Regions from separate parts of the Homo sapiens genome. Here region 2 is linked to region 1. A link is a loop called in an ENCODE intact Hi-C map of the cell type or tissue named here. Cell type or tissue: CD14-positive monocyte. All regions are shown on one strand. Links, peaks and the distances in the headings refer to the core of each region. The heading gives the core; the rest is flanking DNA.

Region 1 (8,337 bases), core at 156-8,155:
CAAGGGATTATGGGAAGTATGGTCATTTGACTGGGAAGCAATGTGCATTGTTTTTTAAACCAAGGTTCTTCACTAAGGAAGAAAGGAAGAATGGATAGTGTAAGGTAGATGGCACTTTCTGCCATGAATGCCTTTTTAAATGGAACCTTTCTGCTTAATAAATAACTACAGGGTACATTTTAAAAGGGAAAAATATCCCATGATACTAGATATTTGCATAATCAAAATAATAGATGATGTTGCTAAAGACTAGTGCTAGAGAAGAGCATATGGATTACAGCAATTCATTCATTCATGCCATGGTATTTATGTAGAGCCCACTGTGGGCCTGACGCTGTGCTAGGTGCTGTAAATTCACTGGTGAAAGAAATAGTCTCTGTCTGCAGCCTCCCAGGGAGCTTATCGTCATAAGAGCAAGAACTTTTGCTGCAAATGATGGTGTCCCTATAAAGGAAGAAAGAAAGGGAGAGAGGAAGGGAAGAAGGAATGAAATAAATTGCTTCCTTGGGAACTAAGAACCAATGATCCCAAGTCGAGAAGAAGGAGCAGAGTGGCACAAATTGCTTCTTCCCCTGCACCATGCCCGGCTGACTTTCAGCAGATGGCTGGATTCCGCCAGAAACCCTGCTTTCGTCCTGCCTGTGCACAGGCCTCTGCCTCTAGGGAATAGGGTGCCAGACCAAACTAGGCCAAGATTTTCACAACGCCCTGCAGACATGGGTTTTGAGAATGATGGTAATAATATGGCTACTAGGATGATTAAAATACCTAACATTTTTATGTAGAACTTTACCAAAAGCACTGTTACCAGTCTTCTTGTATTTTCATAACCACCCTGTAAATGAGAACATCTTGTTCTCCCTTTTTACTGATGAGGAGAGAGAACCTCCCTGAGCCGTGGTTAAAGGAGGAAAGCACACAAGCAGGGTTTACAGAGGCTGAGTTAATGTGAATCAGAACGCCGGAGCTTCCTCCGTACCACTGCGCCTACTGCTGATGTTGGCTTAAGGCTTTTTGAACATGTCTTAGTGTAACTTCACCAAGCTTCACACTTCCTCAATCCTTGACATCATTGTCCATCTTCCCACGAGACTTTGTGCTCAGGGAGAGTAACAATCATCTTTATCTCCTTCCCTAATGAGCCACCAGAGCTTCCTCAGTACCATTGAGTTAGTTAAGCACTTTAGGCACAGGACTAAGACCTTCAGACTTTCCACGGGCCTACAAAAATGTCAGGGACCTGAATACATAGTCTATTGACTCCAAAATTCAAAAAGAAAGCAGCAAAATTGAAATTAATAAATATCAACTGCCCACGGCATCATGACAACTTTAGCAGGCTAAACCTAATATTTGCAAAAGTGTCTTTACATTTGCAAACTATTTGTAGCTCTCACCTTGCAAGAACGGTGGATAAATTATAAGTGATTATTAGCAGAATATTTCTTATGGCACAGTAATTCCAAAAGCAAAAGTATAAAAATAATTTCAAACATGTGATAGGAAAAAAATGTATTTTTAGTGTGGGTACATTTTAGTACATTTGATACAGTTTGGGGTGAGGCCACCAAAGACAGAGAAAAATTTTTAAGGGCTCAAATGTCTGGAAACAGCCCAATCCCAGCATAAGGACTGGTGCATGACCAGTGCTCAGTAACCAGGTGGAATAGATTAATGGCAGCTGGGTTGGGGGTGACTGCATGCACACATTTTTCTGCATTAAGTAGACATGGGTTGACCGAATGCGGTGGCTCATGCTTTGTAATCCCAGCACTTCGGGAGGCCAAGGTGGGCAGATCATTTGAGGTTAGGAATTCAAGAACAGCCTGACCAACATGGTGAAACCCCATCTGTACTAAAAATACAAAAAAAGTTAGCCAGGCATGGTGGTGCTTGCCTGTAGTCCCAGCTACTAGGGAGGCTGAGGCAGGAGAATCACTTGAACCTGGGAGGTGGAGGTTGCAGTGAGCCAAGATCGTGCCACTGCCCTCCAACCTGGGTGACAGAGTGAGACTTCGTCTAGAAAAAAAAAATGTAGACATAGCTTGCATTAGTCCATTCTCAAATTGCTACACAGAAATGCCTGAGACTGGGTAATTTATAAAGAAAATGATTTAATTGTCTCATGGCTCTGCAGGCTATATAGGAAGCATGGCAGCATCCACTCAGCTTTTGGGGAGGCCTCAGGAAACTTAAAATCGTGGCAGAAGACAAACAGGGAGCCAGCACTTCACATGTCCAGAGTAGCTGGGCCGAGGTGCTACACACTTTTAAACAACCAGATCACGCAAGAACTCACTATCCCGAAGACGCCACCAAGGAGGGATTGCGTTAACTCCCCTGATCCCATCGCCTCCCACCAGGCTCCAACATTGGAGATTATATTTCAGTATGAGATTTGGGTGAGGCCACAAATCCAAACCACATCATAGGTTTTGTTTTCTTTTAATCTTCAAACATTGACTAATGTCTACCAACCATGAAAACATTTACATTTGGCCTTGTTTTAAACCAATCCCAGGAAGGGTAGCCAGTGCTAGCAGGGAGACTTTAGAAGGATGTGCAGGTCTCTCACAGAACTTTCCAAGTCCATGAAAGTTACATTGAAGAGCCATTGCCGTCAGCCAACCCTTCTTCCGAAGCCTTGATCCAAATTGAGCCTATTCTTTGAACACAGAATATCTGAATCAGATCCAAATTAGATACTCATCTCTTTGAAAACTACAACTGCTTTGTCCTGATTTCTTTGGGGCTCTGTCTTTTTTAAGTCGTTTCCTTCCTCCTCATCTTTCTGACCTGGATGCTTTTTAACTTTACAGTAGAATTCATTCATGCATTCAAACTGGTAAAGAATACAACATAGAATAATGATATTTCAGCCCCAAAAGATTTGTTAAAATGCCCAATTTCCATTTTTACTGGTCTTCCCATGATTCATCAAGTCCTTTTCTTTAACACCTTGTTTAATCTAATATTGGAGCTCATTCAAAGGAAATCACAAAAAATGTTGGGAAATTAAGCAAAAACCATCATTGACTGGCGATGGGACATTTTATTCTGTATCTTCTAAGACCTTTGGAAGAAAAAGGCAAAAATCAGCTCTCTTGAAAATGCAAATTTTGTCATCACTGGCATTCTCAGAAACACAGGGGTTCAAAAATATGTAGTAGCCTACCATTTATTGGGAGGAAGGAGGATTTCTAATCCCAAAACCAGGTTTCAAAACCAGATTTAAGAGTTTAAATTGGGGTGACTCCCACCTTTTAAATTTTAATCAGAAGTTAAAGGCCAAATTGTAACATTTCTACCTGGGGAAATTAAGAGAAGGCCTTCATCTTCTAAACTATATTATTAACACTTCATCTTAATTAAATGTGGTTACTGACCTCAATAACAGGATCTGGGATGAGGTCATTTTTTTGGTTCTTGTTTTTAATGAGTTAAGATTTTTTTCTTTTTTAAGTCAACAAACACAGAGTTTGAAATGTAAATGGATTGTTTACAGTGGTGTCTTTGTAATTTTTAATTAAAGCGGTGTTGTTCCATTGTAAGTTTATGGTAGCAATACATTTTATTGCCTATTCTGCTGTGGAATTTTTAATTATTTATGCAAATATATTAGCACAGATGACTCTTGTTTTTAGTGGTCAGATGTTCTGTTATGAAGATGCTGGGGGAAACAAAGCCTCACAAATTAAACTATGGGATTTTTAAAGTTTTAAGGGCTTCACTGGCTAAAAATAGAATCCTGGCTTTTATAATGATCCAGAGACTGAAGATTTTCATTATTCATGTCAATTAAAGGTGCTCAGTTTGGCTAATATGAAACATCTGGCCGTTTGGGTAAATGGATGAAAGGCTATTTTACAAATCGACCACCTTTTTAACATCCATCTACATATGTTGTTATAAATTTGCCATAGGCCAGACTTTCATTATTGAAAACATGGTTTCAAATTGGCTATATTTGAATATAATTATCAGGGTCCTTCTTGTCAGCCTTAGAAATTAATCCTCAGAACCAATATAGAAAATATTGACAAATGTTAATATTGTTCCTTGACCAATATTTTCTAAGCTGTTAAATCTACTTAGCTTTTTTTTTAATAAACCCATTTGAAATAGATAAGGATTGCTATATAAGCTACTAACATAGCACTGATTGAAAAAGCCACACATTTCAGGATTGCAACAGAAGTCAGTTGCATAGGGAAAATAGCTGATTTATTATCTGAGTTTGTCTATCAATCACTAACACCAGTCAGCCAGCAAGCACGAGGAGCTTATCATGGCATTAACCCTAACACGGGTAATGAAACCACAGGCAGTGAGTCATGTAACTAATTCAAGAAATGCATTTCATCATCTGCTCCCAATCTGCTTTCCAAATGAATCTCAAAGCTTGTATTTTCAAGTGATGAGGCTCTAAACTACAGTCCTCCTACAAATGCTTAATTTGGGGATTTCCTCATGCATTCCAATAGCGTTGGCAGGAATCTCACTAGAAGATCCGACCTTATATGGCTGCTTCTAAGTATTCTTGGGTCCCTGAGTGTAGGCTGCACATGTGAAAGGAGGACCTGGGGATTTGGATTAGGGCTATGACCGGAAAACCTCTCTCTCCATTCATTCATCCCACACCTGCAACATACTGGGTGCTTTTCTAGGCATTGGGGGATAAAGTAGCCCCAGAAACAATTAAAAATATCTGTTGGCCGGGAGCAGTGGCTCACACCGGCAATCCCAGCACTTTGGGAGGCCAAGGTGGGTGGATCACCTGAGGTCAGGAATTTGAGACCAGCCTGACCAACATGGTGAAACCCCATCTCTACTAAAAATACAAAATTAGCCGGGCGCCTGTAATCCCAGCTACTTGGGAGGCTGAGGCAGAAGAACCACTTGAACCCGGGAGGCGGAGATGGTGGTGAGCCAAGATCACGCCACTGCACTCCAGCCTAGGCAACAAGAGCAAAAACTCCGTCTCAAAAAAAAGAAAAAGAAATCTGTTATCATCGAAATCATATTCCTGTGGAAGAGAGAAAATGAATGAGAGAATTAATAAATACAATAAGTAGCATAGTAACTGGTGATTAATGCAAAGAAAGGAAGCAGAGAAGGAAGGAGGGGAGCCATCACTCTAGATAGAGGGTCAGCAGAAGCCTCACCAGTGCTGTGATGCTTCAGTGAAGAATTGGAGGAAGTGGAGGTGAGCCACACAGCTATCCCGGGTGGAGAGGTCCAGGTAGAGGAAGCAAGTGGGAAGGCCCCGAGGCAGAGTGTGCAGGATTGTGCCCAGCGCACAGCAAGTTGGGGGATGGTGGGAAATGAGGCCGATGCTCCGGAGAAGATGGGGAAAGTGTTAAGCATGCTAGTGGGATTAGGAAAGGGGGCAATTAAGGGAAAGGGAGACAGAGGCAGAGCAGAGGACTGGAGTGTAGGGTAGCCATAGTAATCCAGGTAAGAGGCCATATGGGTCTGGGCAGGGATGGTTGCAGTGCAGGCAGTGAGAAGCTGCAGACACTGAATTTGTTGTTGTTGTTTTTATTTTTGAGACAGAGTCTGGCTATGTCTTTCTGGCTGGAGTACAGTGCCACGATTTTGGCTCACTGCTACCTCTGCCTCCCAGGTGCCAGTGATTCTCGTGACTCAGCCTCTGGAGTAGCTGGGATTACAGGCATGCACCACCACACCCAGCTAATTTTTGTATTTTTAATAAAGATGGGGCTTCACCATGTTGTCCAGGCTGGTCTGGAACTCCTGGCCTCAAGTGATCCACCTGCCTCGGCCTCCCAAAGTGCTGGGATAACAGGTGTGAACCACTGGGCCAGGCCCTGAATGTTTTGAAGGTACTGGTGACAGGGATTTGCTAACCAACTGTGCCGTGTGTGTGTGTGTGTGTGTGTGTGTGTGTGTGTGTGTGTGTGTGTGTCAGAGAGAGAGAGAGAGGAATAAAGATTGACTCCAAGATTTTTGTCCCAAACAAATGGAAGCACAGAGGGCACATCTCTGAGCTTTGCAAGCTCGCTGGAGAAGTGGCAAAGTAACTTGTGGGAGGAAAGTACAGGAATTCGGTCTTGTTCTTGTTGAGTTTGAGGTAGACAAAGGGAGCACATGAGCTGGGTATCAGGGGGCGTTTGTGCTACAGATAGAAGCCTGGGTGTCATCAACATCCAGATGGAATTTAAATCCTTGAGACTATGATCCCCAAAGAGGGAAGTGAACGTAGGGCTGTGGCCAAGCCCTGGGACACTCTCATATTGGGAGGAGTGGCCCTGCCTGGTGCTGTTTCACATGAGGCACTGCTTCCTGAGAATCCCCTTACAGCCTTGCAAAGAAAAGTACATAGCCAGCCAGGTGCGGTGGCTCACACCCACCTGGCACTTTGGGAGGCCAGGGCAGGTGGGTCACAAGGTCAGGAGTTCAAGACCAGCACAGTTCCGTACAACGGTGCTGTTAACTTGGCAGCCCGACCGCAAATCAGCATATCCTGAGTCTATGCAGGCCCCAGGGTAGAGTGTACATTGTCCCCAGGAGTCGAACGGACCTGGGCCATCCTGCCTCCTTCCATCTCCTGTCTTCTTTCACTAGCATGTCTGATCCACTTCCCTAACACAGCCAGGCTAGGTTGGCCGCTTTCTGCTATAGCTACACCAAATTGCTCAAGGTTACGATATAGTAGCTGGCATTTACTTTGTCCCAGGCACTGTTCCCTGAGCCTTCTGCATTAGATCACCCCTCATTTCACAGCAACCCTGTGGGTCTCTGATTACCCCTTTTATACAGGGGAAGACAATAAGGATTAGGAAGATTCAGGAAATTACCCAAAGAAATTCACACTCAGATTCACACTCAGGAAATGTGACTCAATGACAGCCGTCGTCACCTCTCTGCTCTTCTGCCTCCCAAACCAAACTGAAGCCAGAGAAGCGTGCCCTGTGTGTGCAATTACCAGACCCAATAGCTTGCTCTCTCCAACTTCTGTTTTTCAGAATAAAATTGTTTGTTCCATTTCTGATTTTAGTTGATGGATTTATGACAGCTTTCATTGCTGATAGCCACAGCAAAAATCATTGCTGCCAGATGCCTGTAAGAGCATGGGGAGGGAGTCTGGCCAGATCTCCATGGACTCAAGGTTGCTCCCTGGACTCAAGGTTGCAGGAGGTCCCTAGGGATGCATTCTTCCCGGCTTGCTCTTTCCATAGCACAGAGGCTCTTCCTGCCATCATCTGATGACAGGGATGGCTTTGCCTGCTGGACATCCACCTGTTGCACGGGTTGATGATGCGAAATGTTTTTACAGACTCCGTCTGTCCCGGTTTCTTTCCATTTAACTCTTTCATGCCCACTTCCCTGTGCATTCTATTCCTGTGATTGCCTTAAGGAGAACAAGGATCTGTCATAAACTTCCTTATTTTGCCAAACTTACTATAGGCAAATAGAGACTTTCGGACTTGAAGGATGTGTTTTCCTTATGGAAGCAAAGGAAACTGACCTTGACTCTTTTTATTTCATCCTAGATTCAGGCTGTCTCTAGAAACTACCCCAGAGCAGCTGCATGGGAAATGGCAGACCCCTGGTCTCTTACAGCCTTGCAAAGAAAAGCACATAGCCGGCTGGGCACGGTGGCTTACACCTGTAATCCTAGCACTTTGGGAGGCCGAGGCAGGTGGATCACGAGGTCAGGAGTTCAAGACCAACCTGGCCAATATGGTGAAACCCCGCCTCTACTAAAAAATACAAAAATTAGCCAGGCATGGCGGCATGCACCTGTAATCCCAGCTACTCAGGAGGCTGAGGCAAGAGAATCACTTGAACCTGGGAGGCAGAGGTTGTGGTGAGCTGAGACTGCACCACTACACTCCAGCCTGGGTAACCGAGTGAGACTCCATCTCGAAGAAAAAAAGAAAAGAAAAGTACATAGCCAAGTGGCCACAACTGCCAGACTAGTGCCAGACTTCCTGAGCACAAATCCCCACTTGTCCATCTTCCAGAAGTGTAACCTTGGGCAGATTTTTAATCTCTCTGGGCCTCAGTGTCCCCACCTGAAACATGGGGAGGAATAGTAATATCTAGATTATGGAGTCACTGTGATGGATACAGAATAAAAGAATTCAGGGAAAGTGTTTAGAACACAGTGCACGGTACATAGCATTAAATTAACTGATTCGCATTTTTAGCAAAATGAGCATAATGCGTAGTCATTTACTAAAGGTGTCTCTTTGAGACTGATAGGGGTGTTTTTCTAGAATATTTGGTTTTCATGCCTTGTGGATTAGTTTATTTTTATTTTCCACAAGCCAGCCCCGGGTACCTCACTGCTTAAATCTCATGATAACA
Region 2 (8,337 bases), core at 182-8,181, 130 kb after region 1:
GAAACCCTGTCTGTACAAAAATTAGCTGGGTGTGGTGGTGCACGCCTGTAATCCCAGCTACTTGGCAGACTGAGACAGGAGGCAGAGTTTGCAGTGAGTCGTGATGATGCCACTGCACTCCAGCCTGGGAGACAGAGCAAGACTCTGTCTCAAAAAAATAAAATAAAATGGTTCCTGAGTATTTTTAGATTCGTAGAGTACTAAGCAGAATGTACAGTAAAACATGCCTAATTTCCTATTTTCTGGGCTTGCTGTGGACCACATTTTAAGTCACTGTGAAATACAGATTTGGGATGTTGAAGACAGACTCTAAAATTTGCTTTTATCTTCACAGTAGGTGGGGTTCATTCACTGTGTGAGTAAATCACATAACTGCTTTCTATGGGTTATGTCATCGTTATTCTTATCCAGAGATAATTTGGAAAAATGTCCTACCAGTCTCAGATGCTTCTGTGGGTCTCTTTTTATATTATGTGGCAATCAAAACTGCCATCAACTGACTGATTATCTTACCACAAGAATTTCAGGATGGTAGACTGGCTAGTGATGGGGGTCATTCAAAGAAAAGAGTGGGAGTAGGAAACTGACTCTGAAACTTTTAAAGATATTTCCAGTTAAATCTATTGCTAAAATATTGCCAGAAGAAAATAAGTTTAACTCAGTAGGAGAGTGGAAAGGGATTTGTAGTTGATAGGTCTATATGTCATTTTTACTTGTGCTCATATAATGAAAAACATGTTGATGATTTTTCCTTCTTCAACAGGTTGCTAATAATTTATACTGGAATCTGGCATTTTTCCAAGCCAAGAGAAGATCGAATGGCTTTTTGCAGCTAACTACTATGTGTAGACAGGTTTTATATTATAAAGTATGCATTCTTATCACCTAGTATATAGTTAGTTTGTAGAGTGATTTCCCCCCAGTTTCTTGAACATGGTATCTTCACATCTTGGACCTTGGTCAGTTGTGCTATTCATTATTAAACACTAAAACTTTGGCGGTTCTTGCATAACATTGTCAGATTTTTTAGTGTATTTCTGTGAAGTCATTTTTTTTCTTGTCATTCCTTTTGTAGTAGTTGCTGTTTGGATAAAAGTTGATGTGTGATTTTTTATTAAACAAATAGTAAACCCTTCAATTATAGTTAGTCTTGGTGAAGTAAGATGTTTGTAGACTTTAGAGTTCTTTAATTCTTGGCACAACGTGACTGTTGAGCTAACACCAAATAGTGTGTTGGCAATACTTTTCAAATGGCTGAAAACACCTAAAAATTGTTCATTCAGAAATATCTGTCACTGCTCTGTTGCCAAAACTCAGAATAGAACTTAGACGTATGTCTGAGTCCCTGAGATCACATGCTAAAGTCGATGAAAAGTAACCACTGCCACTGTCTTGTGTCAGAACTTTTACAGTACAGAAAATAACAGAATAGCCTTCTGTAATGAGGCGTTTGTTAGAGTTTTGCATGAGATTCTAATACTTCAGTAGGACCCTACCTACGTGGTTCATCTACAATGGTTACCATAAAAAATCTGGCAGGATTTTAAAACTCAATCAGTCTTTCCTTTGAGCTAGTGACTTGAAAAGAAAGAGAGAAGGAAAAGAGACCATATTAAGTCCATGCCAGTTGCTTGGCTAGAATATGATCAACGACTTGTAGTAGACTCAAGTTTTTAAAAAACACTATTTTACTTAAACTGTTTCTTATCTAAATTCTTGCAGAGTGTCAATGTTATCATTGATTATAGAAGACAGGGATAATACCTTTATCTCTGGCCACTCAAAAATGCAGTGCCAGGAGTGCTAAACCTAGAGGCCAATACTGATGACCTGGAAGGTGATCCATATGATTGTCACCACAAAGTGCTTTTACACAAAAACTTGAAAATTTGAAAAACATGATTTTTTTAAGTTTCTCATCTCACCAGTCTTGGTGTTTATATTGCAAATCTATCAAAGTAAGAAATAATTTGTGCTGTATACAAATTACATGGGGAACATAAAGGAGTGAGATCCTTCTGTGATAAAATGAATTCACCACTCTGGTTACCCAACTACAGAACCTCCTTTGATCAGGCCAGTAGGTTGTGATGCAGGCTGGAGCCCCCGAATGCCCCACACACACTGCAGCATTGACCAGACCATCCGAAACCTGCGTCCCTGGTGATGTTCTCAAGCCTCGGAAGTGGCAAATGGAAATGATATGGCCGGTTGCGGTTGTAGGAGAGTTGTGACTTAGGCAGGAGTCGACCTCCTCAAGTAATGGAACGATTTCAAAGGCAGGCTGCCCTGACCAAAAATATCTGCCATGAATAAAGGTGCCTGAAATCCTGCTATGAAGCTTCCTTTGTGTCAAAAATCTGTTTGGTTTTCAGATGGAAATGCAGAAATCACATTAGAGTATCAACTAAAACCTCTGGACGGATTAAGTACAAGTAGCCCAAGGCAAAGCAGGAGAGGGGGTGTTGGGGGAGGTTGCCTGCTGGAAGGGGAAGCTGAGGAGCGGGAGGAGGGCTTGCCAAGACTGGCATTGCAGGAGACTTGTCTCAGGTGTGTTCCCAGAACTCTTGCCCCTGGAGATGCTGCAGGAAGGAAGGGGTTATGGTCACTTGGGTTTAGACGACATTCTGTGAACCTCATGAAGAAATTAGCATATTAAAGACTCTGAAAGTAGAGCAGAGAACTCAGCTTTAACCTGCTCACCTGCTAGTTTTCGAGGTCTCGCTCTGTTGCCCAGGCTGGAGTGCAGTGGCACAGTCATAGCTCACTTGGAGCCTGAAGCTCCTGGGCTCAGGCAGTCCTCCTGCCTCAGCCTCCCAAGTAGCTAATATTACAGGTTCGTGCCACCGCACCTGGGTCTTGCTGTGTTGCCCAGGCTGGTCTAGAACTCCTAGGCTCAAGCAGTCCTGTCTCAGCCTCCCAAAGTGCTGGGATTACAGGCTGGAGCCACCATGCCTGTCCAAGGGTCTTTTTTATACTATATGAAGTATTCCTTCTCCAGCTATTCTTGTTCGTTTACCAGCCAGTGAAGATTCTCTTGAGGGCTGAACAATACAGATGAGTATGGGGGCCCTCGCACCAAGGAAAACAGCGTTACATTTAATTAAGTGCCCTGTCTCAAACCCCAAGGCCCCACAGCTTCTTCATTTGGCCCCTAGTTCATCCTGCTTTCCTTTGAGCCACAGGATTTTAAAATATTTCAATCTTATTTTCATATCAATTTTTTCTTTGTTTCACTACAAGTACAGTCATTGTTTAACCCTATCAGGACTAACACAATATTTCACGTAACTAAGAGTTAATTTGCCCTTGTGAGTCCTTGGAATTTAAGCCCCACACACACACACTTAGAGCACTGTTGCTATGGGAACATAGAGTCCTCCAAACAAAAGTGAACTTTTTCAACATGCTGTTTGTAAATGGAAGCCTTCCCAAGCAGACACTGTGTTCCTCTTTTATTTTGTATTTTGCACATTATATATTTTGATTAGATTAAAATGGAGGAATTTGCAGGATGTGTTGTCATATCTAGCCCTGAAAGTTAACTGGTTACAGTTACCAAATGTTCACAGCTAGCGCCATTGAAAGCATTGACTGTAAACCGCTGTACTGTGCTAAGCCTTTTGTTTGCACTGTTTGGCTTAATCCTCACAACAACACTGAGAGGTTTTCATTTGATGAGTCATATTTAAAGAAAAGGAACCCAAGACGGGGAGTCAGGGGCACAAGGTCACAGCTGGTAATGATGACCCTGGAATGTCCTCACAGCTGCACACCTGCACCGCTCACAAACACAGCTGACCGTCTCACAGCTGCACACCTGCACCGCTCACGAGCACAGCTGACCGTCTCACAGCTGCACACCTGCACTGCTCACGAACACAGCTGATCGTCTGCCTCTTCGTGTGAGCTGAGCTCCGAATCTCAGCTGTCCAGGCTGTCTGGAAATCATCAGCCCCACTGGCTGGATCTCAAAATTTACTTTCAAAAGGCTGATGGAGTGTTTTCAATTAAACATGACCTAAAATTAAGTAATAAACACACTGGATGTGAGTTTTTATTTGGAATTTAAACTATTCAGAGCTGGTAGAAAATGTGTGCTCCTGGATCAGTGCCTTTTTTCTCCTAAATCAGTTGAGAACAACAACAGAAACAAATGACATTCCTCAAACATTTGCCCAGAGCACAACCACGGGGAATATGAACCACAGGTTTTCACATTGGTTTTCCATGCCTATACCTGTCCTGTCTCCCACAAAAATTATTGCTTGAGGCCCAACCCGGGGGATAAAAAGACACCCCCCCGCCACTCCGTGACCTATTAGCTTACCATCCTATTGGATTTCACTGTTTTTTGTTTTGTGGTGTTTTTTTTTTATTGCAACGAAGACTTTTAAATGGACTCATGAAGAAGCCATCACCTGGAATCTTAATCTTGCATTAATTTTAAGTGTCTGATTTTAGCTGCAGCCACTTGAGAACTTTTCAATGAATGAAAATGAGGGAGGGGAGATGCAAGTCACTGCCCAAAAACAAAACCAGAGGAATTGTGATTGAACATTGCACTTATCAACCCTACAAATTAATATGGAAATAGGAAAAGGGTTTGTTTCAACAAGTCAGGATGACAGTATTTTAAAAAAGAAAAAAAGGCCAGCCTGGGCAATATACTGAGACTCCATCTCTACAAAAAAGTAGAAAAATTAGCCCAGAGTGTGGTGGCACACATCTGTGCTCCCAGCTACTCAGGAGGCTGAGGTGGGAGGATCATTTGAGCCCAGGAAGTCGAGGTTGCAGTGAGCTGTGATCGGACGACTCCACTCCAGCCGGGGTGACAGAGCAAGACCCTGTCTCAAAAAAAAAAAAAAAGGGCGGATCCTAACGCTTGGTCCTCACACCTGAGGCTCTCACTAAGAGGTGGCTGGAAGCTCCTCAGACCGCTGCCTAGGGTTCGAGTGATCCTGAAAGCTGTACAACATCAGCCTCTGTGGGATCCCTGAGAATGATGAAATGTAATATGTGGCTGTCTCATCAACAGAGCTTCATTTTACCAAAGCATATGTAGACACCACATACATGAACTACATACCTATCGTGTAGATGCTGCCCTGCCTCATAAGAACACTCTTGACTGTCCTGCTTCACAATAATAATCTTCGCAATAATGATCTAATAATGGTCAAATTCTGTGTCTCTACCGTAGAAAACAGAATTTGACCATTTAGTCACGTTGGTCTTGCAAAATGTCCACCTTCCAAAAGAGAACAGTATTGCTTCCCAATAATTAAGAATAGTCTGGATTCAGGATCCAGCAGCTTAGAAGCGTTTAGCTACCAATAGCAAAAATCAGCCCTTTTAACAATGGTGGGATGTATTATTTCACATGGCAAGAAGTCCCAAGGGAGGGCAGCTCTGGGGCGAGTAAATTCTGCACCTCAGTAAAACTAAGAGCAAGACCCGGCCGGGCGCAGTGGCTCATGCCTGTAATCCCAGCACTTTGGGAGGCCGAGGTGGGTGGATCACCTGAGGTCAGGAGTTCTAAACCAGCCTGGCCAACATGGCGAAACCCCCGTCTCTACTAAAAATACAAAAATTAGCCAGGCGTGGTGGTGGGCGCTTGTAATCCCAGTTGCTCGGGAGGCTGAGGGAGGAGGATCGCTTGAACTCAGGAGGTGGAAGTTGCAGTGAGCCGAGATCGTGCCACTGCACTCCAGCCTGGGTAACAGAGCGAGACTCCATCTCAAAAAATAAAAAACAAAAAAATAAATAAAAAATAAAAAGACCCAACCCCAGATTTGTTCCACCTGGGTGCATCCGGTCAGAGAATGCCTTTCTTCTTCCCTTTTGTCTCCTAAGAGTGAAGAAAATGTTTCTTTGAAGGTGTTTCCACCCCACTCCTGTGCCTAAAATGATCCTGGCAAACAGGACCCGCATGATAGGTTGAGCCATGTGGTTCTTGTTTTTTTGTTGTCACAACTCAGGTTGGGGGTGTTACTGGCATCAAGAGTGTAGAAACCAGGGATGCTGCGTCAACACCCTACCATGCACAGGACAACCCTCACCCCAAAGAGTGGCACAGCCCCAAGTGTCAACAGTGCTGAGGTTGAGGAATCCCAGCTTAACCCATTCATGAGACCACCTGAGCCTGGTGTAACGGTTCTGCTGATAGTTTCCGGACCCTCAGAGGTGGAGACATAAGAGAACAATACCAGGGTTCCATCAGAAAGGAAATCAGAATGGCTATCGGGTGGACAACCTACAGTGTTTGCTACAGACCTTCTAGATGTAACTTCTAGATTATAAACACTGGTAACACTGGAGATGGTTAAATCGGAATTAGCTGACTGTCAACCTTGGTGGCACATTAGAATCACCTGGGGAGCAGTTCAAAGGCCCAAAACTGGGCAGCACCACAGAACCCTCACATCAGAATCCCCATGGGTGGGCCCAGACAGCAGTGTTCATCTTAGACTCCAGTGTGCAGTCGAGGTCGAGAACTGCATTCAAGAAGGCCTGTCTACTGCGAACCGTCCGATGATGTAATTCACCAAGTTCCATGGGATTCCGCCACGCCCGTGTCAACCCAGCTGACACGTCCAACTTGGACAATCAGGGCTTTGACCCCCGTTACCTGGCATTCAATTCAATCCATGTGTCACGCATGCCCCAACAATTTGTGTCCCAACTGTTTGAATCAAAGGATTTCTGATTCCCTGATGGGTGATGACTCAGTAACCGGATTCAGCTTCAGATCTGCCTGACATTTTTCCTGCCTGTCCTGGGCCAGGTATGGCGCTAGCTGCTTTCACCTGTATCATCTCATTCACTGCTCAGAGGCTCTCGAAAGCTGTTGACATTATCAAAAAGTTTTCCAGCTGGAATTCATCTCCCTCTAATCAGCCTTCAAAACCTCCATTTGTAAACCATTGCTGTAGTTTTATTACCTCTTACCTTGGTCTTTACAAGTTGCTGTCAAAACCCAGTAAGTGTTTACAGAAAGAAACTTTACATATTAAATATCTTAAAGGTCTTTTATGCAGAATATGCAGTTAATTTTGATGGGCTATGGATAATCATCAGAAGAGCCATTTCTGGAAATGTAAATAATATGGCTGTTTCTTTTAACAGTGCATTCTCCTGAAAACATAAGACCATTTGACTGATTCTGCTCCAGAATCTTATTGAGGCAAAGGACTGGACCGAATTATTCATGGAACAGAAGCCTAGGACTGGTAAGTCCAGGAAATGCTGCAAAACAATGCCCTCAAAAGAAATCAGCCTTTCCCTTTGATAGGTATCTCTCCTGCAAGCCAGGCTCAGGTGCGCCTCAATTAGAACCTGTGTTCGCTGGGGCCATAATTAAGAATCTTAAAGGGAAAGAATGTTTTGAAAGCCATCTGTCAAAAGTACGCAGTCTTGCTTGTAGAATTTTAGAGGTTCATGGTTACCGTGGGTCGGCACTGGGTCTGTGAGCCCTCATCCCCAGGGCTCGGTTTCCTATCAGAATCCTTGTCTGGAAGGTTGATTATATCAGATGCGCATTTTGCCAGCATCCTCAGAAGGAGATGCGAGGAAGATTCTTTTCCTGGGCCACTCTCATTTTCTCAAACTTGGACAAGTCTTAACAATAATCTGTGACCCAACTTTGTCTTCCCCATGATGAAAAACAGACCCCATAGAAACTCTCTGGCACAAAAACTCTGGAATCACTGACCCCAGACATTGTTCCCTGCCATCCACTCTGCCAGACATTTCTTGGATTTATTCAAGCTGACTTGTATTCCAGAACAATTGTGGACAAGATTTGCTAGTAATGCTTCCAACAAGTTACCGTTTAGCAAGTTCAGAACTTGAAGAATCCCTTTTATCCTAACGCTGACTAATAAACTGGTGAGAACTGTTTGAAATACCCATAAGTCAATGGAGGTCGTAATTTGCTTTTATGCTGTATTAAACACCACTGAGATGTTAAGGTCTTTCTTGGGAACCACCGTGATGTTCTCTTCTGGACTCTTCGTAACCCCTTCAGCAGACGACCCTGTATCTGGTCTTGGTTCTGAAAGGTTTGCAGCGGCACCTAAGTCACTGAAGTTCTGGCAGAATTCATTCTCCTGCTCTCTACTGGGACTTGTTTTCCATAATTGGTCTGAGAACAACAGATTTTTTTCTTTTTTGCCTCGGATTTCAACAAAACATACATGGAAAGAATATTTTCTTCCTTGGAGACATTTCCCATAGGGCAGTGGTTCTTAAAATACGTTCCTGAACCGGCAGCATCAGAATCCCCTGGGAACGTGCTGGAAATGTAGATCCCCAGGCCCTACCTAGCCCTACTGA

Evidence for each region. A loop is a pair of places that touch in the nucleus more often than their neighbours do. Peaks named below come from ENCODE experiments on the same cell type or tissue, not always from the same donor. Only the 100,000 strongest peaks of a DNase experiment are listed, where the experiment ranks them.
Region 2: a loop joins it to region 1, with 2.1 times the contacts of the local background. A loop is called at or near these places in 9 of 110 quality-filtered maps.

The regions. Positions count from the first base shown.
Region 1 is chr16:83,685,191-83,693,527 of GRCh38, forward strand. The region is part of intron 10 of CDH13 (cadherin 13); the gene reads left to right. The region is part of intron 1 of LOC124900603 (a long non-coding RNA gene); the gene reads right to left. Among named protein-coding and RNA genes, the nearest start is that of CEDORA, 84 kb to the right of the region's middle. In CD14-positive monocyte, for the core only: no CTCF peak of the experiment used is centred there; a DNase peak (open chromatin) is centred at 4,311; H3K4me3 peaks cover 460 bases.
Region 2 is chr16:83,810,658-83,818,994 of GRCh38, forward strand. It overlaps HSBP1 (heat shock factor binding protein 1), which reads left to right. Exons shown (of 4, transcript NM_001537.4): 4 at 764-8,337. Among named protein-coding and RNA genes, the nearest start is that of HSBP1, 6.8 kb to the left of the region's middle. RefSeq lists enhancers at 2,271-2,782, 2,783-3,294, 3,295-3,806, 6,297-7,496. In CD14-positive monocyte, for the core only: no CTCF peak of the experiment used is centred there; no DNase peak of the experiment used is centred there; H3K27ac peaks cover 1,664 bases.